Linked DNA regions of Mus musculus: regions 1, 3, 4 and 5 are each linked to region 2. Evidence: chromatin loops called from intact Hi-C (ENCODE). Cell type or tissue: heart. All regions are shown on one strand. Region 1 holds the start of Itfg2 (integrin alpha FG-GAP repeat containing 2). Region 2 has its middle 24 kb from the start of Klrb1c. Region 3 overlaps 2310001H17Rik (RIKEN cDNA 2310001H17 gene). Region 4 holds the start of Fkbp4 (FK506 binding protein 4). Region 5 has its middle 15 kb from the start of Cd69.

Region 1 (5,000 bases), 340 kb before region 2:
TTAGGCTAAGGGTTTATCAAATTGAAATCAGTCTTTGTCTCCATTCCCAAAGCTCCAATTGTCTGGGGACTACTAATCATATTTTATTGGTAGTGTTGAGACAGTGTTTCACTCTGTAGCCTTGGGTGGCCTAGAATCTGCTGTGTAGAGCAGGCTGAACTGGCAGTGGCACTCCTGCCTCTGCCTCTTTAGTGCTGGGATTACAGACATGTACCATCATGCTTAGCTACAATCCCCACAACACCCCCTCTTTGAGAATGGCTGTGGGGAAAGAATGCAAGGCCGCACACGTTCTAGATTAGTGCCCTTCCACTGGGCTACACTCTCAGACTATAACTGCACTTATATGGACCATGTGGTACAACTGATCACTTGTTAACTAGTCAATTTTCTCAACCTCTTCCATGCCCCCACCCCATGCAAAGTTCTTCAGGTGGCTTTGAAACAATCACATTTGCTTTGTCTTTTAAAATAGCACTGGATCAACACCTCCACTATATGGTAATATTTTGGTAATATATGGTAATATTTTGCTTTTCATACTTGCCTTTAATAACAAGTTTAAATCAAAAACCCAAGTTTGATCCCTGGACAGAATCCATGTGGTTGGTGGATGAGAGAACCAACTCCTATAAATTGTCCTTTGACCTCTACACCTGTCCTGTGGCTGTGAGCGTGTGTATGTATATGTGTGTGTGCTTGCCCTGTCACTTAAACATGCAAATAAAGCAAGCGTAATTTACAAATTATTGAGTATGGGGGATGAAACGGTTCAGAGAGGGGCTTAGTGGTTTAGAACTCTTACTAGTTTGCTCCCCAACATCCACATGACAGCTCACAACTATTTGTGCCTTCAGAGTTCCCATTTTAGACAAACAAAATAAGGAAAGCATAAATGACAGTTGAACCTCTCTCTGTATCTGTGGGGCATTGATCATAGGAACTCTGTGAATACTCAAATCAAGTGCCTTATATCAAACCATACAGTAGCATTTACACATTATCTCAACTACATTTTAGTTCTTTTTTTTTTTTTTTCTTTTTTGGTTTTTCAAGACATGGTTTCTGGGTAGCTCTGGCTGTCCTAGAACTGGCTCTGTAGATGAGACTAGACTAGAACTCAGATATCTGCCTGCCCTTGCTTTCCGAATGCTGGGACGAAAGACATGCATCATCCCATCCAGCTTAATTCTTATTCTTTTATTTATTTTTGTGGTACTGAGAATTCAATCCAGGGCTTTGTTCATAGTCAGGCAAGTGTTTGGTAGCTACATCCCCAGGCTGCTACCATATACTTTAAATCGTCTCAAGGGCTAAATACAGACCCATACTGCATATACTTTGGTCAGTGGTAGGCTCCATATATCAGGATAAATACATTCAGGTTTGTGTAAGCATACACTATAATGTTAGGACAGGGGGCTGGTGAGATGGCTCAATGGGTAAGAGCACTGGCTGCTCTTCTGAAGGTCCTGAGTTCAAATCCCAGCAACCACATGGTGGCTCACAATCACCTGTAATGAGATCTGACGCCCTCTTCTGGTGCATCTTAAGTCAGCTACAGTGAACTTATGTATAATAATAAATGAAGCTTTGGGCTGGAGCAAGCAGGGACTGAGCAAGCTGAGTTGACCAGAGCGAGCAGAGGTCCTAAAATTCAATCCCCAACAACCACATGAAGGCTCACAACCATCTGTACAGCTACAGTGTACTCACATACATAGAATCAATCAATCAATCAATCAATATTTTAAAAAAATGTTAGGACAGCAAAGTAACCCAATAATGCATCCCTCAAAGTATCCACCGTTAGGTTATGCAGGACTGAAGCTGCTGTGCTGTGCTGTTTAGGTAATGGTGTCAAGAAATGAAATCTGAAAGCTGGGTGTGGTGGCGCACACCTTTAATCCCAGCACTGGGGAGGCAGAGGCAGGCGGATTTCTGAGTTCGAGGCCAGCCTGGTCTACAAAGTGAGTTCCAGGACAGCCAGGGCCATACAGAGAAACCCTGTCTCGAAAAAACCAAAAAAAAAAAAAAAAAAAAAAAGAAAGAAAGAAAGAAAGAAAGAAATCTGAACATACTAGGTACAGTCCCATTTTTTTTTTTTTTTAATATTTCCTATGGTAGGCCTGGCGGCGGGGGTGGGGTGGGGCTGCTAATACTGTTAACACTAACAGTTCCAGAGCCTTAACTGTGTGCCTGTCATCGTTCTACCTGCTTAATGTGCATTTATTTATTTAAATGACGAGAAAAGCATCAACTGCCTAGGAAAGAAAAAAAGTAGGTAGAAATTGCTTTTGTATTTCAACGAAGAGGTAACACTACAAAGTCGCCAGACACCTGAGTCAATTCTGGGTAGGCACAGTAGAAGCCTCGCATGGTCCACACTGATTATGGGGTATCTGCGGTAGGTTGGAGGCAGCAGAGATATCTACCGGTTAATTCCAGTGTAGGAGCAATACAACAGTGTGGCAATAGCAGCCAAGAGTGTGGGCAAGCATGGTAGCATGGGGAATGGGGGGGGGGGGAGGGAAAGCTATAGGTAGAGGGATATTATTAAATGCAATTTACAGGTTAAAAAATGGGCTTTGAAATGTAAAGATGTTTTGCAAGGGAATTGCGGCTACGAAAGGAAATAACGCGGGAAACAGGCTTTTACAACCTCCTATCCTGACAATCACTGAACTGTGCAAGAGAACCAACAACCTGTCTTCTTAAAATTAATGATAAAAAAATAAAATATGGCTGGAGTGATGACTCAGCGATAGGACATTAGCTCTTCCAGAGGAATGGGGTTTAATCCCCAGCAGTGGCAGCTCACAAATGTCTCTAACGCCAGTTCTAGGGGACCCAGCGTTCCTCTTCTGGCTTTTACGGGCACTGCTCACACACGGTACACAGACACACATGCAAGCAAAACACTCTACACATAAATTTTAAAGCTAAAACAAAAAATAACTACTAGAGGCTCTGGCCCAACTAAGCCTCCTGCAGTGACGGTCTCAGAGCGATACTGTCAATCAAAATTTTCTGTTCCGCACGCCATGTTGACTCCAGTGCGCAAGCGCACAACACGCCATCGTGTCGTTCCCACCACCCCCATCTCGCTCCGCCCAAATGCAGTGGTTTGCAGTGCGCATGCACTCACCGCGTCGTTATCCACGTCTCCGAGGCAGATGGCGTGCGGGAAGAGACTCCCGCTGAAATCCAGCGCCACGCGCTGCACATAACTAACCGACCTCATGGCACTCTGGAGGGCTGAGGTGCCGGGCCACTGCACCAAAACGACCCCCGAGCCCTCAGGACAGCCGTGCACGCGTGTCAGGCCACCGAACCGGAAGTCTACGTCACCGCTTAAGCCTTGAGTTCCGGCTTTCTTCCCCTAACCTTAGGGGAGGAGGCGGGCCTTCCGTGCCAGGAGCTGACTTGATACCTGGGGCTTGACCTTTTTCTCTGAGGGGGATTCAGACCATCCCTCGGGTCATAGTAATAGCCGTCATAATTAACAGCTTTGTTTTCCAACAATTTTTATGAAATTCCCTAATGGAGTTGTCAACGCAATGTAGTGGATTACAACCCACGTTAAAAAAAAAACAAAAACAAAACTTAAGGGGCCAAAAATAGAGCTCAGCAATTAAGAGCACTGGCTGCTTGCTCTTGTAGAGGACCCTGGGAAGATTCCTAGCCCCGACATGGTGCTCGCACCCATCCATCTGTAATTCCAGTTCTAAGAAGTCCGACGCCAGACAACCTCTTCTGGCTTCCCAGGCACCTAGGTGATGCACACATACACATGTAGCAGGAGAGCCACCACAAAGATTTTAAAAATATGAAAACAGACAAAGAGAAAAAGATCTAAGTAGTAAATCGTGTTATTTTGTTAAAGCCTTGTTTTGGGGATATATATATATATATATATATACCCTGGATTATAATGAAAAAATTATGCTGTGTACTTTATGGGCAGCAGTTTGAAAAATACCTATTGCAAAGCACACCTTACATGTATTATTTAATCAGCAAAATTATGTAAGCTTTATTGTTTCTTCAGGTGAGGAAACCATGTTCATCAAGATTGAGTAACTTTGCAGAAAGTGGTAGACGTGAGATTCAAACCAAGATGTCTGATGTAAAATGTTAGAGCTCTTTTGTCACTATTGCAGTTCCCATGGAAGTGAAGGCTGCTGGGATTCTGGACCCGAGGCATGATGTAGCCCCACCCCAGCACAAAGAGACCTGTTTCTAGTGGCCTTACTCTAGTTTAGGTGGGGCCATTATTCTCATGACTGGGGCTGCTTGGGATACTTTCCCTGATAAACCAGGTTCTGCCTTTCTTCTGAGATGTGATCAAGGCAACAGGAGTGTTAGTTAAACTACATGTGGTAGTGCTCGCCTGTAATTCTAGCACCTGGGAGGCAGAGGCAGGAGGATCAAGAGATCAGTATCAGCCTTGGCTGTGTAATTCTATGTCAGCTTTGGTTACATGAGACCCCATCTCCAACAAAAAGTCAATAAAAACAAAAGACACTCGATAGAAATTCCTGTAGTCCTGGCGCTAGGGACGCAGAGGCAGCAGTTCAGGATTATTGTCAATCACATGCAGTCTGAGGCCAGCCTGAAACACACTGAGACTCTCTTAAGGAGGAAAACCCTTTAGTTTTACATGTGCAAGCTAATCTACATTTGGCTTCTCATCTTAGGGGGTGCTGGACCAGAGATGTCCTACGTTCTATGTCAAAGGTGGTGAAAGAAGTCTGAGATGAGAGACCTTTCTACCCTAGAGGAAAGGATGGATTTGGTTTTCGTGGCTCTGACAGCTCAAAGTAGAAAGGAAAAAGGCACTGCAGATCCATTCCCAGTTACCAGTCCCTGTTACTGGTAGTGAGCTGTGGGGATGGCTACAACCCTTAGAAGGTCTAAGTCACCTGGGTATACCCGGTGCTATAAACTCACCTGCTGTCATCTCGTTCTATTAGGGAGAAAACAGAACCAAACTTAAA
Region 2 (5,000 bases):
AATTCTTACATATTTATTTTAAATTATTTAATATGTAATAATTATTTTCTTTAATAACATTTAATGTTTAATAATACTAATAATTTTTAAAAATACATTTTATTTCTTTCTTTGTTTGAGTGTTCCAGCTGCTCTACTGTGCCTTCACGTCCTGACATTCTATCTTCTACTTGCTCCATTCTCCTAAGGAAGGTTTTTCATTGAGTCTTCTCAATGTGCGCTAGGTTCACAAGAGAGCCACTGCGATGAAAATGAGAACACAGCCACTGGACTGAGTGATGCCCTTGCATGTACAGAAAACTTGCTACATCCCTTCAGCTTGCTAAGCCTTCCCGGAGGCCTTGAAGGAAGGACAAAGAGACCATAGTGCAGTTTGGTCTCTACCAAAATGCCACGGGTGACCTTGCAATACTCCCCAAGGGGTCCTCCCCTTCTTTACATAACAGCCATTTAAACTCAGCCTGTGGGTCTAGAATAGCCTTTAAAACATATGTCACCAGGCAGAGCTGTGTCTGGCTAGGGTCTGCTCTGGTCTGGTTCTCTCCACCAAGACTGGAGTCCTCACACAGTAAAAGCTGCTGCTGTCTGAAGGCGCCCCTTGTCCAGAACTGTGAGTGTCTCTAACAAATGAAATAATCAGGTTTCCAATTTTATCTCCATTTCATCCTGCATTTCCTTCAGTGTTTATACGTCTTTACTGAGTGCACCTCTCTGGTCCTAGAGAGTTCATTACTCCATTCAGCTTTTGTCTTTTCTTGGACCTCAGTCGGGACTTTATTCCTGTCCTCTTTTAGTGCATTCAAGGGGTTGTGACCTCTTAAACCCCCTTAAGCCTCAACAAGCAGACCTCAAGGCAGGAACCTGGAGGCAGGAATGGAAGCAGGGGCCACAGAGGAGTGCTGCTAACTGGCTTGTTTCCCATGGCTAGCTCCGTTTGCTTTTTCTTATAGCCCAGCACCACCTGGTTGGTTATATGACTAGAGTCAAGACAAGCTAGGAAGGACCATGCCCTACTGCTTCATCAACCTGCCCCTTCAGTATTCACACGGTAAGGACCACGTGTGCAAACAGACATACCCAAGCTTTTGACACTTCAACAGGATGTTGTCACCCACAAAGTTCACTCTTGAGAATCACATGATAGAGTTAAAACATACAAACAAACAAACAACACACACACACATACACACAAAACCATCATGTTTTAAGAAAGTTTACAATTTTGTATAGGGCTACATCCTAACTGTTTCCAGGAACATTGTGGCCCATGGGACATGCATGCAGGGTTCTAAGTACTCATATGCTCATGTTGATGACAACAGGACCCAACCGACCATAGGGTAGAAACAACAGTCGTGGTTGCTTGCTGTCTGGAAGAATTACACAGCGACTGCTGTGTGCTCAGGACCCCACATTCTTCAGCTTTAAGAAGGAGTTAATTAGTGTCAGCCTCCCAGTTGCCATGTGAGGAAGACATTGAGAGTCCAGAGCCAGCCTCATCCCTATGTTCTAGCTCCACAAGCACAGAGGACGCTTGGGTCCTGACGACTGCAAGCATCAGACATTAGCAAGGACAGTAGGAGTCCCATCACTAGCAGAGAACACAAAACTCCCCCCAGGAGGTCAACCTAGAGGCCTGTGGAGCCTTGGTCAGTAAGCATACAAGCACAGTGGCGCCATGACAGGAAGGCTTGCCCCCGTGCGTGGGAACCCTGGCCCTACTACAGGAGTCTGGGCATGTGAGAGATCACCAAGGGGCCGTGAATAGTGAGGGGCAGCTCATCTCAGGAGCCTTTGAAAGATGAATGAGGATGAGAACGCCTGTGTCCTGGTGACACAGAGAGGTGTTCATGAAGTAGTGACAGTTATCAAAGAGAGGAGGAGGAGGAGGAGGAGGAGGAGGAGGAGGAGGAGGAGGATGGAGGAAGACTATGGGTCACCAGCAAAGGCAGCTGGTGGAGACAGAAAGTGTACCAGGCACAGTGAAGAGGAAAAGAGGTCACGATGCTAAAAGAATAGGGCAGACAGGAGAGGACAAATCTGTGTATCACATGCAGGGCGTGGAGCAGAGACTGGGAATGCGGATCTCTGTGCTGTGTCTGTTCCCTGTGAGGCCAGACAATGAGCCCTGAAGTTGATGTCTAGAGGCAGAGCCGTTGAGCGTGTAGAAGTAGAGAAATGTAACTTAAGGGTTGTAGTGGCTGAGCAGGGGTATTGTGAGGGAAAGGGAGCCTGTGAGGAAGAGAGTAGTGCGGAGTGAGGGCGTGGGTAGGCGTGTTTAAGGTGTGCTTTTGTATCTGGAGAAGCTGGTGCGAGCTAGGTGCCGGTTGCCTAGCGAGATGAGGGTGCAATGAGGTTTCGTGGGTGTTGGATTTTTAGTGGGCATGGGTACTTTATCTCATTCGGTAGCTGGTCTTTTCTTGGCGAGAAAAAAAAAATGTGTAGACCAGGCTGTCCTCGAACTCCAGATCCTCCTGCCTCTGCCTCCTTCAGCAAATCCTACCGGCCTGCGCCACCAGTACCGGCGGTTGTTCTAGCTCTTTCAAACATATTTAACTACGATCTATCATGACGTCACTAGCCCCGCCCATGGAGGAGGAGTCCGGAGCCTTAGTTGCAGTACTACGCCCTACCTTCCCGCCACCCAAACCTTAGCATTAAACAGGACTCACCAACACTCCCGAACTCATGGCCACCACCCCTTTCTCCAAGGATTCATTGCCTCAAAAGCCCTGAAGGCGCTTCTCGCTCCCTGCCGGTCTTCCCGGGAAGCGCACTCCCTCACCCTCAGGCAGCTCTGTATTCAGTCTCAACTGAGACCATTGTAAAACATCTTCAAGATTCACGCAGCCTCTTTTGCCTATTCCCGTGTCTCTGGACAGTACTTTGATGTCACAACCAAGAAGTCACCACATACAACGACATTAGTATTTTCCTCTATGTTTTGCTATCGAAATTTTAGAATGTTAGAGTTTTGTTTATCTCTTTAACTCATTCAGATTTAATTTTTGTACATGGTAAACAGTAAGACCTAAATCTGTCATTCAGTTTTTCCATCATTCGCTCAATAGACTGTAGTTGCTGTCGTCCCCCTGGACCCTGCCCCCCATGGTGTGGTTTTGGTAACCTTGTGAAAACCATGTTACCATTACGTGAACATTTAATATTCATTGCTCTCTATTTTTCACTTTGACCTATTTTTCCTCTATGTCAGTATCTCATATTTACTTCATTATTATAGGTTACTAGTGTGTTTTCAAATAAGCCCACAGCTTTGTACATATTTGAAGTGTTTTGAACGATTCAACTCCCATGCAGTTCTAGAAGACATTATTAGTGTTTGATAGGGAATGCTTTGAACCTGTAGATCACTGTTAGTCTGACCATCTCAACAATATTCCTCATTCAACTCATTAACCCAAGACGCCATTTATTAGTGTTTGCTTTAACTTCATGCAGCAATGTTTTCTGACTCTCATTATGTGAAACATTCCCATTTATAATTTGGTTTATTCCTAAATTATTCAGTCTGTTTCCTGGTATTGTTAGTGGAATTATTTAAGCTTTCCCCTAACATTGCTCATTGTTGGTGATGTATACTGGTGACTGTAATGATTTAAATAAGAAATGTCCTGCACAGTCTTGAGCATTTGAACACTGGATTTAGGAGGTGTGGCCTTGCTGGAAGAGTATGTCACATGTCACTGGGGACAGGCTTTGAGACTGTAAGGTCCCGCCTTACTTCCAGTTGTCTCTCTCTGTTTCCTGCTTGTGCTTCAAGATTTGAGCTCTTAGCATCCTGTTCCAGCCATCATGCCTGCTTGCTGGCTCTGCCCTGCTAATATAGATTCTAATCTTTTGGAAATATAAGCCAAAATTAACTCTTTCTTTTATAGATTGCCTTGGACATGATGTTTTATACTGAAAGACTCCTAGAGGAGCCCCTCGCTCAGGCCTCGGGACAGTAGTGGACACCCAAGAACTCACGATAGACCAAGGTTGATGTAAACCACATGAGGCTTTATTCAGGGAAAGCCAGAGCTCTGGGGACAACTCGTATCCCACGCAGGGGTAGAGGAGTTGACCCCGAGGGGAAAGAGGTCCCAGTTTTTATAGGCCCTCAGGGGAGAAAGGAGTAAGAGGAGTAGGGGATTTCCAGATCTAAACAATGTCTATTCTCAAGAAATGGGTATGGGAGGGGTACAAGGAAAGAGTCTGGTGCAGGTGTAACAACTCAGGATTGGCCGAGCTGTGGTTGCTGGGGAGATTTTCTGACTCTTCCCCAGCAACCAATATAGCAAACACCTGGCAATGGGCTTCATCAGTGGGCACACACATGGGTTCAAGGAATGGTCAAAACATTGGCAGACACACAGGTTCCAGGAGTGGCCAGAGCACTGTGCACCTCTATTTTTCTAAATCAGTGAAGCTAGTTCTGCTAACAGTGACATCTATCTTGCCAATTTCAGGGCTTCTGTGACCTTTTACATTCTGTCAGGATCTTTCAATCCCAGCATCAGAAAAGTAAATGATATAGTGGCCAATTTCTGCATTGGACAGAAATCGAGGATGTGGACCTATTTAGAAATAGTTCTTTGTGAAGAATCCAGTCTGCGTTGCCAGGAAATCGCAGTTCAGTTCACTCACGTCAGCAGTGGCAGCTCAATCCACTCACAAACACCACTACAGATCTGCAATGACAGCGCAATCCAGAAAAAACTGCAAGGTTCTGAGCAAAGAGGGGCAAGGTGAACCAACACCAGACAGCACTGTCAGCGAAGACCAGCAACGGCAAAGCCCAACATGTCCAGCAAAGAGTGGCAAGGTGAACTAATACCTTGTAATACCTTGTCCTTGTAATACCACTCAGTGTTGCCCACTGTCTGTTGGGTCATATTTATGCCCATCCCAGACACCATGTGTTCTCTCAAGTGTCTGCTCTAGCAAAACATCGCATGCCCCTTTCCCAGACAGCTTCCAAAAAATACCACGTGTCTGTT
Region 3 (5,000 bases), 470 kb after region 2:
AGACCCTGAACAGCAAGGAAACAGCCAACTCTCCTAAGACTGGACCAACATCCCCCTACCCATTTTCCTAGGCTTCCCAGAGATACATTGCACCAAAGTCAGCAGGGAGTAGCTAAAGAACATGACGACCCTACTCCTGCTCCATGATCACCTCTTTCTAAGTTTTCCTTTTTAAATTGAACCAAAACGGGAGAGAGGGTAGGAAGAATTGTTAGCATTTAGTCTAGGCTCTGCCCCTCAGGTACTTGGCAACAGCCAGGTGTGCCTGACTTACTATAAAAGAGGCTGCTTGACCCCTCCTCACTTTCTCTCCCAATTCCTCTCCCCGTTCTCTCTCCCTGCATACTCATGGCTGGCCTCTTCTCTCTCTCTCTCTCTCTCTCTCTCTCTCTCTCTCTCTCTCTGCCTTTTTTTCAACTCCCCTCCCCATGCCCTAAATAAACTCTATTCTATACTATACTGTCGTCCTGTGGCTGGTACCGCAGAGGGGGAAGGTCCCTCAGAGGCACCCCCTTCCCCAACACCTTACCTCACCTCCATTGAACATATCCCTGCCTTTTCCTATCTTTTTATAAAACACAACTGGTGTCATACCCAGAGTGTTGTGAGTGCTAGATCAGCACTCTATCTCAGAGCTCTATTCCTGACCCTCTTTATAGGAGGCATTTTAAGAAAGGTTCTCACTGGGTTGTCGAACAGACCTTGAACTCACTCTGTAGCTAAGGCAAGCCACACCTAAATAATTTTCTTATAGTATATTTGGAAGCAAATCCATTTGAATTCCTGACAATAGGCCTTTGTGATAAAAGGGCATCAAGAGTTATTATTACCCTTTTAATAGATCCATTGAATTAAATGCCTGAGAAATTTTCTGGCACAGAGGAAGAGGAAGAGGAGGAGGAGGAGGAGGAGGAGGAGGAGGAGGAGGAGGAGGAGGTGGTGGTGTAATTGAGGTCAAGTTTATGGAAGGAACAATAAACCAATGAGGAAGAAGCACAGAGAATTCTGTTTCAGAGTAATATGGGGTAAAGTTACTTGGTAAAGGACATTGTGACAACTTTCTGATGATATAACAAAGCACCCAAGATGGCCAACTTATGAAGAGAAGAGGCTCATTTTTGGTGGTAGTAGTTGCATAAGTTTCAGACTATGGCTGGTTGGCCCAATTGCTTCTGGGCCCGTGTTAAGGTTACACACAAGAATGGGGTTGGGGAGGTTTTAGGGGAGATCAGAACTGCCCACCCCTGTAAAGAAATGAAAGGAAAAGGGCAACAGAGTCACATAATCTTCCAAAACTATAGTCCTGGTGTCAATGGGCATCCTTGAAGAGAAGTTATGTCTTCAAAGATTGGCAGATAAGAAGTGGGAATGTTGCTCCTCATTTCCTTTAGCTCTGAATTCCTAGACCATGTTTGTGTTGAACTACCACATCCTGTGATTAAGGGGGAAAGACTTTTGGAATACCAAAAGACTTAGCAGTCAACTAGCCTCCCCAGGCTAACAATGTCATCAGATAGTGTGCGAAGCCTCGAGGAGAGATTGCTGTTCCCTGCCTCTCTCATGTTCCTACCAGTGTATTTTAAACTCACATTGATTTGTGGCATCCTTAAACATCATAGAACTGTTTCCACGTTGGAATATGGAATGTGGAGTAACCTAAATCTATGTTCCTGGGCCATAGTCACTCAAAATGGTTTCCCAGTAAACTACCTCTTCTTCCCTTTAGGGTGAGAGCTGTCGTTTGCACAGTCACCAGTGACTTAGTTTACTTCCAGTAAGTCCCAGATCTTTAAGTTCCTGCTCTTTCCCAACCAACAGTGTCACAGGCTGCCTAGCAAGACACATAGGCCTCAGGGAGACATTTAGTATTCAAACCTTAGCCAATGTTATTTGGAAACTATTTGATCCACTTAAAAAACAAAACAACAAAAGACAAACAACACAGAGATTAGCTTTCTACAGAATTTATTATTCTAACAAAGTTACAGGTGATTAAAGGCAAGTCAACTTCTCAGTTTGGTGGCTGACATTCATTCCTTCGATCCATTTAAAATTATTCTCAGGTAGATGAGAAAAAGCAGAAGAAGAGAAGAATGAGAGACACCCTCCAAGCTTTGTATGCAAGGGACTACCCATTTTATTTCCAGAAGCAGGAAGATTCAATCATGGAAGTTCTCTACAAAATAGGGAAATCCTGTTTCGGGAAACGTGGAATTCAGCTGCCACAGGAGGAAGTGTCTCTGATCACAGGACTATAAGCAGAACTGCAAAGCCTGCAGCATAGGACAGATTTGCAAGACAGCTCATCAGGAAGCTGTGCTAACACGCATTTTGTTAGTCAAATATGGGCAGAGGCGTATCTAGGCGGTTTTTACTGGAAAGTACCGACCTTAAGCAGAAATCAGGAACTAACAGCCGCAAGTATTGGCAGCAGTGTCTGGAACGTTAAGCCAGGGCTGTTTAACCATGTCAGGTGGTCCTACATCAATGACAATTAAGGTCGTGTTGGTTATGTCTAGTTGTTTTCATATTTCTTTATAAGGTATTATTTTTTTCCATTTTTTATTAGGTATTTAGCTCATTTACATTTCCAATGCTATACCAAAAGTCCCCCATACCCACCCACCCCCACTCCCCTACCCACCCACTCCCCCTTTTTGGCCCTGGCGTTCCCCTTTTTATAAGGTATTATTATTTGCTACTTTTTGTTTTGTTATAGAAGAGGATAACATAACTGCCAAATAAAATTGCCCTTGTAATGAAATCAGCACCATGGCCATCTTCAGCCCTGTATTAGAGTCATGAATTTGGACCACAGGTTGTTACAGCAGCAGCATATTTTTCTAAGTATATACCTAAAATTTATTCTTTGAACATGTCATATATAAGACACAATGTAGTGTATTCCCTCCAACTCTCCTATTTCTGTCTCTTATGCCTTGCCAGTTGCCCATTTTCCTCAGAACTGCACCTCTGAAGACCCTCCTCCTGGCGCCACTGCTGTTGTTAGTTCCTCAGCTAGAGGTGGGACCTCGGGTATCCCTCTCCCATCCAATCCCCAGGTTTTTCCTCAATTACGTTTGATTTCCCCTCCCCCAGACACCTTAGCAGCTTTCTCTATATTTTGATCTCTGAAGGACAAAGTTGATCTCCAGTCACCCTCTGCTGACCACATGCAAGTGTTCTGAGCAGACCCCCAATGAGGCGCACCTTCAACAAACCTGTGAAGAGTGTCAGAAGTAATTGTACCTCTGGTCTCTGGCTTCGTTCCCATCCTCGACACACCCGAGTTCCCACCTTGGAACCCATTATTCTCTGGGTCCCCCTTTTCACCAAAATTACAAACATTAGCATTTCCCCATCTGTCTCCACCCAACCTTGGCCCACAATCTCTTACACAACAGTGTAAGCAACGTTTGAAGAAGTACCATCTGTAAGGGGCAGAACACTTCTTTAAAACAAACAAATAAACAAACCGTAGCTGTTTTAGTTTTAGACTTAGAGAAGTGATTGAGGTAGTGCTGTCCCATCCCTTCCCACTGGCAAAACACGCTTGAGTTTTCTTGAAACTGATTCCTTTTGTCATAGCTTTCTTGTGTGTGTGTGTGTGTGTGCGTGTGCGTGTGCGTGTGCGTGCGCGTGCGTGCGCGTGCGTGTGCGTGTGTGTGTGTGTGTGCGCGTGTGTGCGTGTGTGTGTGTGTGTGTGTGCGTGTGCGTGTGTGCGTGTGTGCGTGCGTGTGTGCGTGTGTGCGTGCGTGCGTGCGTGCGTGTGTGTGTGTGTGTGTGTGTGTGTGTGTGCGCGTGTGTGCATGTGTGCACGTGTGCATGTGTGTTTGGTGAGTAGCTTGGTGGGTTTGACAGATTATGGTTATGGTTCTGTGGATGTTGTACGTGTTTTTCCTAGGGTGTTTTGCCACCCAGAATATCTCAATCTCACTTCCTTCTGTTGGGGGCCGGGGAAACAAAAGTTTCTGATCTAACAGCAGAAATAGCCAGCGTGGTTACCCACCTAGTTGCTGTTGAAAGGCAGGAAATGTTGCAGAACTCAGCCTTATTTTTCACTTTCTGCAGGTGGATGGGAGTGTTCAAGCCTCCAGGGTCTCTATAGTCCTTTATGTCCAACTGACCCCAGCACCCATTGTTAGCATTTTGTCTAAACTCTGCCCCCACAGTTACCTGGCAACAGCCAGGTGTGCCTGACTCACTATAAAAGGGGCTGCTTGCCCCTCCTCTCTCCCTCTTGCTCTTGCCTTCTTGCTCTGCTCTGTCCTCTCGTCCTGTCCCTCCCCCCACATTCCCCTTCCCTCTCTCTCCAAGTGCTCATGGCCAGCCCCTACTCCCTACTCTCCACCCCCACCCCCCCTACCCCCACCTTTCTCTGTCTCTACTACCATCTCAACTCCCCTCCCCATGCCCTGAATAAACTATTCCGTACTATACCATCCTGTAGCTGGTCCCTCAGGGGGAAGGGATGCCTTATCAAGGGCCTGCAGAGGCACCCCCTTCCCTAAACCTGACTACTTATTCACCAAACATATTTCTTTTCTCCTTATCTTTTTAGAAGTACAACACCCATTCTTTCCTTCAGGTCCCTACATACTGGTGCCACAGCCTGTGGGACAGGACTTGGAGGAGGAAGAAGAGATGTTTCTCAGCTCATTTGTGTACCCCCCCAGCCAGTTACCTAGAGCTACCCATTACCAATACAGAGAGCCTTGCTTATCCCTTCCACTGCCCAACAAGAGTAGAGAAAGAAGGCATTGACACAAGGAAAATGACTTCATGGAAAAAAAACAAAAATCCTCAATATGAAAAAAAAAAAAAATAGAGGACTTCTTCCACATAGCATGTTGGGATGGAAGCCCTCTGAGGGTGGGTGTCAGTGGGTAGGAAAAGGGTGGGGAGCAGGTTAGCAGCCATATTGTACGTTTCCTTCCTTGTCTCTGTCCAGAAGATGGAAATGGGCTCAGACACCCTGCAGATTCAGGAGGGGCTTACAA
Region 4 (5,000 bases), 330 kb before region 2:
TCCCCAAAGATAGACACTGCACTACACCCAAGCAGAATCTGAACACCTCTAGAAAGAGGACCAGGGGACAAGCAGGGCGGTGTTGTTCTTAGGACATTAAAAGATCTCTCAACCCTGCAACACAGTTCAAGAAGCAAGGGAAGCGCTGGATCGATGAGGCGGTTAAGGAGGAACTGGTCTGTCCCACAAGAGGAGAAGGAAACACAGGATGGGTAACATATGGGTTCTTGGCCATTCCTTCTTGTTTTGTTTTGTTTTTTGTTTTTTTTTTTTTCGAGGAAGGGTTTCTCTCTATAGCCCTGGCTGTCCTGGAACTCACTCTGTAGACCAGGCTGACCTCGGAACTCAGAAATCCGCCTGCCTCTGCCTCCCGAGTGCTGGGATTAAAGGCGTGCGCCACCACGCCCGGCTGTGGCCATTCCTTCTTAAGCTTCCTTCTGGTGGCCTTTTCTTTTGTGAGGGCTAGTTTGTGCTTTTTTGCCAAGGCTGGCTTGAACTACTACTGGCTCAAGGCTTGCCTCAATCTCTGGTCGCTGGAAACATAGGTAAGCAGTGCTGAGCCCAGCTCCAGCTTGGCTGGGAACGTCACTTTTTCTTGTGACAGCTGCTATCAACTTCGGAGCCTATCTATCCTGCCAACCCACTAACCAAGCCTACCTTTTCCCAGGTCAAAGGAGAATTTGTCCTTGCGGTCCAGACTGGAGTCAAACTTTGTGCCATCTAGCAGCCAGCCAGTGTAGTGGACAAAGACTCGGTCCCCGATCATGGGTGTCTCTGTGCCTGTACCCTCTCTCTTGATGACCTGGGGGGGAGGGGAAGAGAAGGTGAGTACCTAAGGATGTGGGCAGAAGGGCCCCAACTGCCCATAAGCCCCCCAAAGACACATACTGGATGGACTCGGCTGCACCCACTGCCCCCTGCTTCTTTTCAGCAGGTCCGAGAGCTTAGTCTTCAAATGATGGATACCAGTGATTAGCTTAGATTCAACTAACCTCCCTAGCCATCTCCCTCCAGGTCTTGCTTTAGAGAACTGCATATAATTTGGGTTCAAGTTTTGTCTATGGTTTTGGACAAGTTGCTAAACTATCCAGAACTTATCGGTCAGGCATTGAGGACAACCCCTATCCTCCAGAGGTGTTTGGGGGAAAACAAAAATAAAAACAAAAACCTGATAGAAAGTAGTGGATCACCAGATCAGGGTCTGGTTTGAATAGAAAGGAACAGGAGTAATGAAAAGAAAAAGATCCCCTCAAAACTGGGAAAAAGGAAGGACCAGATTACAGCCGAGCACAAAGGCTCTGTATCAGGCGCTGGAAACTACATGTGGGAAGGGAAACTACCTGTCTGGCAAGCCAAGGAGTCCTTTATCTCTCCTGCGTGTATAGGCAGGCGTCTATTTCTGCTTAACATTCTTATATATGGTGACCCCATAGGAGAGCCAATAGGTAGATATGGAACCCATCCTCTAAGGCTTCCTTGATAAGAATGTACAGGGCCCCGCGAAGGAATGGAGGATAAAAGAGGAACAGACCCCGTCTGGGAATCAGAACCTAGCGCAAAGGAGAAAGGGCCACATGTTCACGGGGAGCAGCAAGAGTTGAGGTAAAAAGCCAGGAGCATTTCTGGACCAACGAGGCTCCCTAAGGTCTCTGGTTTGCACAAGCCACACACACTAGAAACTGAGCAATGGGACTCACGGAGGAGAAACAATGGATGCAGGGAGACATGCAATGCAGGTTAGGATTTCACCGTCCTGGACTGCTGGCAGAACCTGCTCTGAAACGGCGTCCATTGTCCCGACCCGGGTCAGGGCGCCCTCCCCCTCGCTCCTCGGGCTATTTGCAGTCAGGCGATTAGTGAGCCGCTGGCTCTAAGGCAATGCACCTCCCCCCATGGCCAGCACCCAGTACCCCCCAACTCAGAAAGACTCAGGAGGGGCAGGCGAGGAACTACAGGTCCCGGCATGCATCGCTCTCGCTCTCCCCGGGCCGAGAAAGGGGGCACAGCATGGCCGAGCCCGTGACCTCGCTGGATCTCGGCGATTGCAAAAGGGGCGCAGAAAGGCACAAAGGGCTTTGGGCCAGGAACCTGCTCCCGGGAGCCGTTTCAGGTCCTAGCTAATGTTTAACTTTCAAGTGGGCGAGCCCTGGCGCACCTTCGTCCAGGTGGACGGCGCACGCTGCGGCCGAGGGGTTCCCGGGAGGCGAGGCCTGAGTCCCTCGGCGCGCCCGAGCCTCGTGCACCCCGCCCGGGCCCCCTGGCAGCGGCTCTCGCGCTCCGCTCCGCCCCTCTCAGCCGCACAGTGCAGCCGGATCGAGTTGGCGTTGCAGTGGGGGCTTCTTCCCGGACCCGGGCCGCACCCTCCGGAGCGTGCAGCCGCCGTGCCGTTTTCAGGGCTGCAGCCTGCGCAGGGAAGACGAATCCCCCCCATCCTCCGGCCGCGGTACCCCCAAGGCCCATGAGCCTGCAGCCGAGGACTCCGCGGCCCCTCACCTTGAGCACGCCCTCGTCCTGTTTGGGGCTGATGTCCACTCCTTCGAGAGGCAGGGGCGCCGACTGCGCCCCGTTCTCCGCCGCCTTCATCTCCTCGGCGGTCATGGCCGCTGGGCGCACCGTTGGCTGCGAGAGTGTGGCAAGCGCGAGCACGGCACTCTGGCCGCCGACCGGAGTGAGCGACGGGGCGGCGTGCGGCGGAAGGCGGCGCTGCCCACCTCGAACCGCGCTCCAGGCTCGCGCACCCGGCTATCCGCGCGCTCGCCGGCGGCGGCCGAGTGGGGTGACGCCGAGGGGCGGGCCTGGCGCGGCCCGGCCTGCAATTGGTCCCCTCCGCCTCGGGGGCGGGGCAGGGAGGAGCGGCACGAGCGGGCTGCAAAGGGGCGGGAGCGGAGAACTTTCTAGAGAAGCGGTTAAACGGGTTGAGGCTCTTGGACTGAGGGTACTGGAGTGGTTTGGTTTTTTTGTTTGTTTGTGTCGTTTTTGTTAAGATTTGCTTTTCTGGTTGATGGCCCCTAGGAGTGCCCTCCTCCTACACCAGGACCTCTGGGATCACAATCTTCCCTATGTCGTTCCGCCCCACCCCCACCCTTACCCCACCCCTCTGCCCGCGTCTAAGCGATTTTTCCAGATCCTTCTCTATCCTCAGGACTCCAAGTGGCGAGCCTCCCAAGTCCGGGCCTGCCTCGTGGCCGGCCCTGCTCACCCAGGCCCACAGCGGAATAGCTGGAGACAGGCAGTCAGATGTGAAGTGGCAAAGATCGGCCTCCCGTGATTGTGCCACAGATGCCCATGGTTCCAGGCGTGGGCACCTGAGCAGTGTGGGAAAGAGAGGTCGAGGGATTGAAAGTGTGGGCCCCGTAGGGACAGTTTCAGCCCAGGTGCACAGATCGGACACAACTTTGCCCTCCCTGCAGCCTGGCAGGCCCACCGCAAAAATGCCATGAGCAGATTTATAAGAGCCATAGACTTGTAAGTGGAGGTACGTGTGTTAAAATTCCTTTTCTCCCACCATACTAATCAGCCTTTTTTGGTTAGTACTGGCACACAAAATGGTTTCAGCTCACGCGAAAAAAAAATTTTTTCCCCCTTCCCCCTCTTTACTAAAGGTGAATAGGAAGGAAGGTTTTCTCAACCTGCTCGCTGCTCCTATGAGATGCCTGTGGAGTTCTGAGTCTGTGTGGCTAAAACCATGAAGTTCTGATTACCGGAACAGTGCTGGCTTGATGGAAGATCTGTCTGGAGAGGTCCTGACTCTGCCCAGCAGTTTAGTACCCAGTTATACAGCCTGGTGAGTGCTATCAGACCTGCCTATTGTATTATTGGCTTTGCGAGTTTTCATTCCAGTGTAATGAACTTTTTGTCTCTGTGTGCCCAGCATGGTGCTGTTCGTGGTCCAACGCAAGTGATGGCGTTTAAGTAGGCAATAAGCTAGTTATTATATGGTGCCTGCGAGATGGCTCAGTGGATGTTGGTGCTTTTGAAAGTCTTTAGACCTGGGTTTTATCCCTAACACCCACAGTATTGAGAAAACCCCTTCAAAGTTGTCTTTTGACATCCACACTTGTGCCCTATTATCCCTCCCAAAGAAGTGAAATAATAATAACCCTTATTATGATGGTTTAAGTATATTAGGTATTTTATTGTAGTCCCTTCTGATGGAACCAAACAAATGGGTTGTAGAAGTAAGCTACTCTTTCCAGCAATTTATAGTCTCATGAGTTTAACCATGGTCTGATTTGTTAGGTGGCTAGAGACACTGCCAGAGAATATGTGGGGTGTGTGTGTGGCTACTCTGGTAGTGAAGGCTCTTGGTAGTGAATGGAGCCTTTGTATACCACTGCCTTGCACATGGTACTTATCTTTCTGGTGCTCACATAGGTACCTGCTGATTATGGTCTTTGGGTGTTATCTGGCACAGCAAGTTGTGATGGAGAAAGTATTAGCAGTGAGTTTGTGTCTCTTCCCTGAGAACAGCATTGTTGGAGGCCTAACTCCTTTGATCTCATGAGCACCTCCCAGTGGAGCACTCAGCACCAGCACTCAGTGCCTGCAGACTGCGGGCACAAAGTTACCTAAGGTTATGATAGACAGCTCTTATTGGTTAGCAATAAGCAAAGGGTTGGCTCACCTTGCAGTATAGCTGTCAAAACTGGGGCAGGTTTTGTCTGTGAGTCCTGTCAATAGGGTGACCCAGTGGTTACAAAGGAGGGAATGTTCCGGTGTGTCTAGTGCAGCACTTGGCTTCCAGTGGTAAGTGGATAGGTGATGGCCACTGCTATAATGTGATGTGTGTGGGGATGGCGGTGAGCATGAAACACTGCAGTAAGGGCATGGAGCACTGTAGTAAGGGCATGGAGCACTGCAGTAGGAGCATGGAGCACTACAGTAGGAACATGGAGCACTGCAGTAAGGGCATGGAGCACTGCAGAAGGAGCATGGAGCACTGCAGTAGGAGCATGGAGCACTGTAGTAAGGGCATGGAGCACTGCAGTAGGAACATGGAG
Region 5 (5,000 bases), 500 kb after region 2:
TCTGCAGGAACTTGTACACATGAGTGTAAATAAATTATCTTCCAGCCCCACTCACTTAACAGTAATAAAATAAGTCTTAGAGAAAAAGTATACAAAAATCGCCATATGAAAGACCAACTCCAAGACTAACTGGAAATCACTGTTTAAGTTTTCTTTATATTGTAACAACTAAAAAATAAATTTTAAGGAGGGTGCCTTCACATGCCCATGTAGAAAACATAATTAAAATAAAAATGAACTTTTCATTGGAACATTTTAAAATCCACTTAAAGTTTAATACGAAAACTCGTGTTTCTTTTTGGCCTTTGGCCTTGGGATATTTTTCTAATGATTGGCACTGAGTCTCTAAAACACAGTGATATATACATCTCCCATAGTGGTATATAGAGAAAGGATCTTGCCATTTAGATAGTCCCAAGGAAAACTGACATGACCATGTGTATGCTTGCTCACTCAAGAGTCAGACAACACAAAATACTGTTACCTGTGGAGGAGATGGCTCAGTGGTTAAGAATACATCATGATCTTTCGAAGAGCCAGAGTTCAGTTCCCAATAACACAGTGGGGCCACTCACAGCTACCAGTAACTACAGCTTGAGGGGCTATGATGCCCTCTTCTGGCTTCCATGGGTACTGCATGCATGCACACACACACACACACACACACACACACACCATCACTACCACCACCACCACCACCACCACCACCACCACCACCACCCCAGCTCTCTCTCCCCCAAATCTTATAACTTGCAGCCTGTGAAGGTAGTTATTCCTGGTTGATTTTCCACAGGACAACCCATCAGTATCAATTCGTTATCCATTTAGTAGAACCTATGAAGTAGAACTGCAAAATTGAGAGGCAAAGTGCAGCATAAAAAAATTCCAAGTAGAAGGACAAAAGGTGTTCAACCTCCATTGTAACGAATCAAGTGTAAACAATTTGAACAACAAATATATGTATATATCAACTCAATATTTTTAAAAAGGTAAAAGTATCAAATTTAGCAAGCATGTTGAGCCATGGGAACTCATATACTGCTCCTGTGAATGTGGATTGAAATAACCGCGTAAGAAATGTATTTAGCATTACCTGTTATAAATGAGCAAATTAGGACCATATAATACAGCTATAACACCAAAAGAAATTAGCATATACATATCCCTAAGGAACTGAACAGGAACAACAACAGAAGCATCATTTGAAATATTAAACACCAGAAACCAACCCACATATCTGTCAGCCTCTCTTAACCACACAAGAAAGTACTATGTGACAATGTACAATATGCTAATAACACAGGATGAGTATGTGTAGTGTATAAGGTAAACAACCTTTAATTACCATGGTAATATGTTACTATGGTGGCATGCATAGCCACATTTATATTTAATATCAAGCAACAGATAATTTCATTACATCCATTGCTTTTAATTGACAGCAATGTAGTTTACATTTTCACACACATAAATGTTCTTTACTATCATATGATGTGCATGGAAATGCCATAAAGTAACTAGCTGATCATGGGTGAACACACAATGCCAGTCACATATACAGACTGAAATCATGTTGCTGAAGGGAAGGACCCTGGGGTATCTGCTGCATGATTTCGTGTGTCTAGAATATGCATAAATAAAAACGTAATCTTAAAAAACCATCACTTCAAAGCCCTTTCTACTTAAGGTGAAAACATTTGAAATTTATCCTCTTTGCAATTTTGAAACATACACATATCATTATGACCCATAGTCACCAACAAAGTTTTAGTTTTCTTTTATGTGTATGTGAGCATGCATGTGTGGAGGTTTGAAGAGAGTTTTCAGGAGTTGATTCTTTCCACCATTTGGCTCTTATTCACAAATATAGTGTTTCTTCTGCTAAATAGGTCTAGGGCATTGAGCTTAACTCATTAGGCTTGGCAGATCATCACTTTTACCTGCTGAGCCATGATCACCAACAGATAAATCATGTTTCACATAGAAACATACTTAAAATAAAAGTGCAGTGGCTCTATGTCACCACTAGAGAGCTCTGCAGTAAGGGTGTTGTATTGGGTTGAAAACAAACTCCTCTTTAATATTGGTAATTTGTCACTGGAAAGTACATGTGAGCTTTGAATAATGAAATTATTACATATAAGGGATCTATATTTGTGTTGGTTTAAATTAAACATATTCTTATGACTGACAACACTTGAAGTTACTAAGAAACAGAAAATTATCACTTTGGGAAAAATACAGTATATAAAATATAAAGATATTTTGTACACGTATCGTAGAATAGGAGGCCTAATCTTTCACTGTCAGAGATTAAGGCTAGCAGGTAACTTTCTTGAAGATGGCCCACCATTTTTTTTTTTTTTTTTTTTTTTTTTTTTGGCATGGCCTACAATGCGTGAGCTCTGAGAGGTAAGGTGTCAGGATTGCTTCTTGAAGCTGATATGCCTTTCCTGTCACCATTACACAGCTTAACAATTCCTGGTCATTATCCCACCTTATTGAGAAAATTTCCTGCAGACCAATATAAAGATGAACATTCATGAATTAATGGTGTTTAGATGAGTTAATGGTTTTACAGAATTCAAGATTTGATTCAAGTAATTTTAGGAAAAAAGTTTTTTTGGGAGGTTTAACTTGATCGATTTTAAATTTATTACTATTACTTATTCACTTTTGTTCGGGACCCACTTGAAGACCAAGCTGCACTTCTGCTACATATGTACGAGGGGCCTAGGTCCAACCCATGCATATTCTTTGGTTGATGGTTGAGTCTCTGAGAGTCCCAAGGGTTCAGGTTAGTTGACTCTGTTTGTCTTCCTGTGGCACTACTATCCCCTCAAAGACTGCAATCCTTCTTCCTATTCTTCTATAAAAGTCCCCAAGCTCTACCCTCTGGCGGTGGATATTATCTCTATCTGTCTGAGTCAGCTGCTGGGTGGAGCCTCTCAGAGGACAGCCATGCTAGACTCCTGTTTGCATTACAACAGAGTATCATTAATAGTGTCAGGGATTGGTTATTGCCCGTGGGATAGATCTCTAGTTGGACAGTTATTGGTTGGCTGTTCTCAGTCTCGGCTCTATCACCAATTCCTGCATTTCCTGTAGATAGGAAAAGTGTTGGGTCAAAAGTTTGTGGGTGGGTTGGTGTCCCTATTGCTCCCCCATGGTTCCTGCCTAGCCACAAGAGGCAGCCTCCCTAGGCTCCATATTCCTAATGCTATGAATCACAGCTAAGGACACCACCACTGATTCTTGGGTGCCTCCCCTATTACAAGTCTCTGTCTCTTCCTGGAAATGCCCCCTACCTAGTCCACCCCCCATCAGTTGCAAATTACCATTCATTCTCATGGCCATCCAGCCATCCTCTTGCCCTGACCCTAGACTTCTCCACTTCCCTCCTGATCCCCTCTCCCACCCAGTTCCCTCTCTCCATATGCCTTCCATGACTATTCCACTCCCCCTTCCAAGTGAGACTTAAGCATCCTCATTTGTGCCTTCCTTCCTGTCCAGCCTCCTTAAGTCTGTGGAATGTAGCATGAGTACTCTGCACTTCATGGCTAATATCCACTTATAAGTAGATACATACCATGCATGTGCTTTTGGGACCTGGTTACCTCACTCAGGATAAGATTCTCAAGTTCCATCCATTTGCCTGCAAAATTCATGATGTCTTTTTTTTTTTTTTTTCCTTAGCTGAATAGTAGTAGTCCATTGTGTAGATGTACCACCTTTTCTTTATCTATTCTTCAATTGAAGGTCATTTAGGTTGTTCCCATCTCCAGAACACCAACAGCTCAGGTTCCAAGATCAGCAACTGATAAGTGGAACTTCAGGAAACTGCAAAGTTTCTGTAAGGCAAAGTACACTGTTGCAAATGAAGTACTGCTTTGAACTTATCAACATCCGTCTATAGCTCCCATTTTATGTAACATCTTATATATGAGGTAATTTTCTGAAGAACTTTTGTCTAAGAAGGTATGAAATAAGGTTGTTGGCTTGGGAGGCTCTGCCCCATCCATCTGTCCATTCATCCAGTTGTGGTGTGTGTGGTGTGTGTGTGTGTGTGTGTGTATGTGTGTGTGTGTGTGTGTGTGTGTGTGTGTGTGTGTACACATATACATGTGTAGGAATATGCAAGCATGCGTGAATACTAGTGGAGTTGATTGAGACAGATGACCATGCCTAACCAAAATACATGTGTGTGTAAATGTGTGTATGTCTATGCATATTTAAATGTGTAAAGGATTTTAATTATTTTCCTTTATTTTTAATATTTTATATATGAGGTAATTCTTTCTTACATAGATTACTTTTTGTCTAAAAGCTATAAGAAGCTGAAAGCAATAAAAGAAAGGTGGTGTAACTGTTTTCTGTTTCACTCAGTATGTGTGTGTGTGTGTGTGTGTGTGAGTGACTCTTTTCCTTTCCTTTCTTCTCTCTCTGGCTCAAAAAGAGTTAGCAAGCCTCTCACCCGGCGAGCAAGGGCTCCTTTGAGTGAGATAGAAGGGAACCCTAACAATTAAGCTTTCTCTCTCTTTTTTTCCCCCTAATCTTATGATGCTAACAGAAAGTGTTTATTACCAGAAACCAATGGCTTTTGGCCTTAAAATAGCAAAGAATTATTGACAGAAGGATTGCCAAAGATAAATAAACTTCGGTCTCTCCACTGACTCCATATCCCTTGGCTGCCTTTTTCAAAGAACTGGTGCCATTGGAGGCCACTGGTACAGGAACACTTGTGGAGTTGATGAGACAAATGGTGGGGTCCAGCTTGTGTGTGTGTGTGAGTCTGTGTGTATGTGTATATGAATGTGTGTATACCTATGCATATTGCCTGTGTAAAAGATTTTATTTTCTTCTCTTGTCTAAGTAGTCCACAAAGAGTTAACAAGCTCAGAGCTTCTTGTCTGGCCAGCAAGAGACTCCTGGCTGGCTGACCAGGGAAAGGAGCCCTAGCAAGAGATCCTTTACTTAATTCTCCACTGCTAAACATTGTT

The links. Peaks named below come from ENCODE experiments on the same cell type or tissue, not always from the same donor. Only the 100,000 strongest peaks of a DNase experiment are listed, where the experiment ranks them.
Region 1: a loop joins it to region 2, with 2.9 times the contacts of the local background. A loop is called at or near these places in 3 of 42 quality-filtered maps.
Region 3: a loop joins it to region 2, with 3 times the contacts of the local background. A loop is called at or near these places in 3 of 42 quality-filtered maps.
Region 4: it touches region 2 in a loop (2.4-fold over the local background); 3 of 42 quality-filtered maps call a loop at or near these places.
Region 5: a loop joins it to region 2, with 2.9 times the contacts of the local background. A loop is called at or near these places in 3 of 42 quality-filtered maps.

Annotation. Positions count from the first base shown.
Region 1 is chr6:128,421,570-128,426,569 of GRCm38, forward strand. Itfg2 (integrin alpha FG-GAP repeat containing 2) reads right to left here and starts at 3,341. Exons shown (of 12, transcript NM_133927.1): 1 at 3,149-3,341. The coding sequence starts at 3,244. In heart, no CTCF peak of the experiment used is centred here; a DNase peak (open chromatin) is centred at 3,112; H3K4me3 peaks cover 1,714 bases; H3K27ac peaks cover 1,683 bases.
Region 2 is chr6:128,761,698-128,766,697 of GRCm38, forward strand. No RefSeq gene overlaps it. Among named protein-coding and RNA genes, the nearest start is that of Klrb1c, 24 kb to the right of the region's middle. In heart, a CTCF peak has its summit at 2,753; DNase peaks (open chromatin) are centred at 1,774 and 2,664; H3K4me3 peaks cover 1,398 bases; H3K27ac peaks cover 362 bases.
Region 3 is chr6:129,230,675-129,235,674 of GRCm38, forward strand. It overlaps 2310001H17Rik (RIKEN cDNA 2310001H17 gene), which reads right to left. Exons shown (of 4, transcript NR_040268.1): 3 at 2,390-2,479; 4 at 1,949-2,273. Among named protein-coding and RNA genes, the nearest start is that of 2310001H17Rik, 5.3 kb to the right of the region's middle. In heart, no CTCF peak of the experiment used is centred here; a DNase peak (open chromatin) is centred at 2,337.
Region 4 is chr6:128,435,913-128,440,912 of GRCm38, forward strand. Fkbp4 (FK506 binding protein 4) reads right to left here and starts at 2,744. Exons shown (of 10, transcript NM_010219.4): 1 at 2,494-2,744; 2 at 658-802. The coding sequence starts at 2,598. It overlaps Gm10069 (predicted gene 10069), which reads left to right and starts at 2,845. Exons shown (of 5, transcript NR_028593.1): 1 at 2,845-3,475; 2 at 3,603-3,784. In heart, a CTCF peak has its summit at 2,707; DNase peaks (open chromatin) are centred at 1,929, 2,219, 2,809, 3,209 and 1 weaker place; H3K4me3 peaks cover 3,228 bases; H3K27ac peaks cover 2,766 bases.
Region 5 is chr6:129,258,216-129,263,215 of GRCm38, forward strand. No RefSeq gene overlaps it. Among named protein-coding and RNA genes, the nearest start is that of Cd69, 15 kb to the right of the region's middle. In heart, a CTCF peak has its summit at 2,029; no DNase peak of the experiment used is centred here.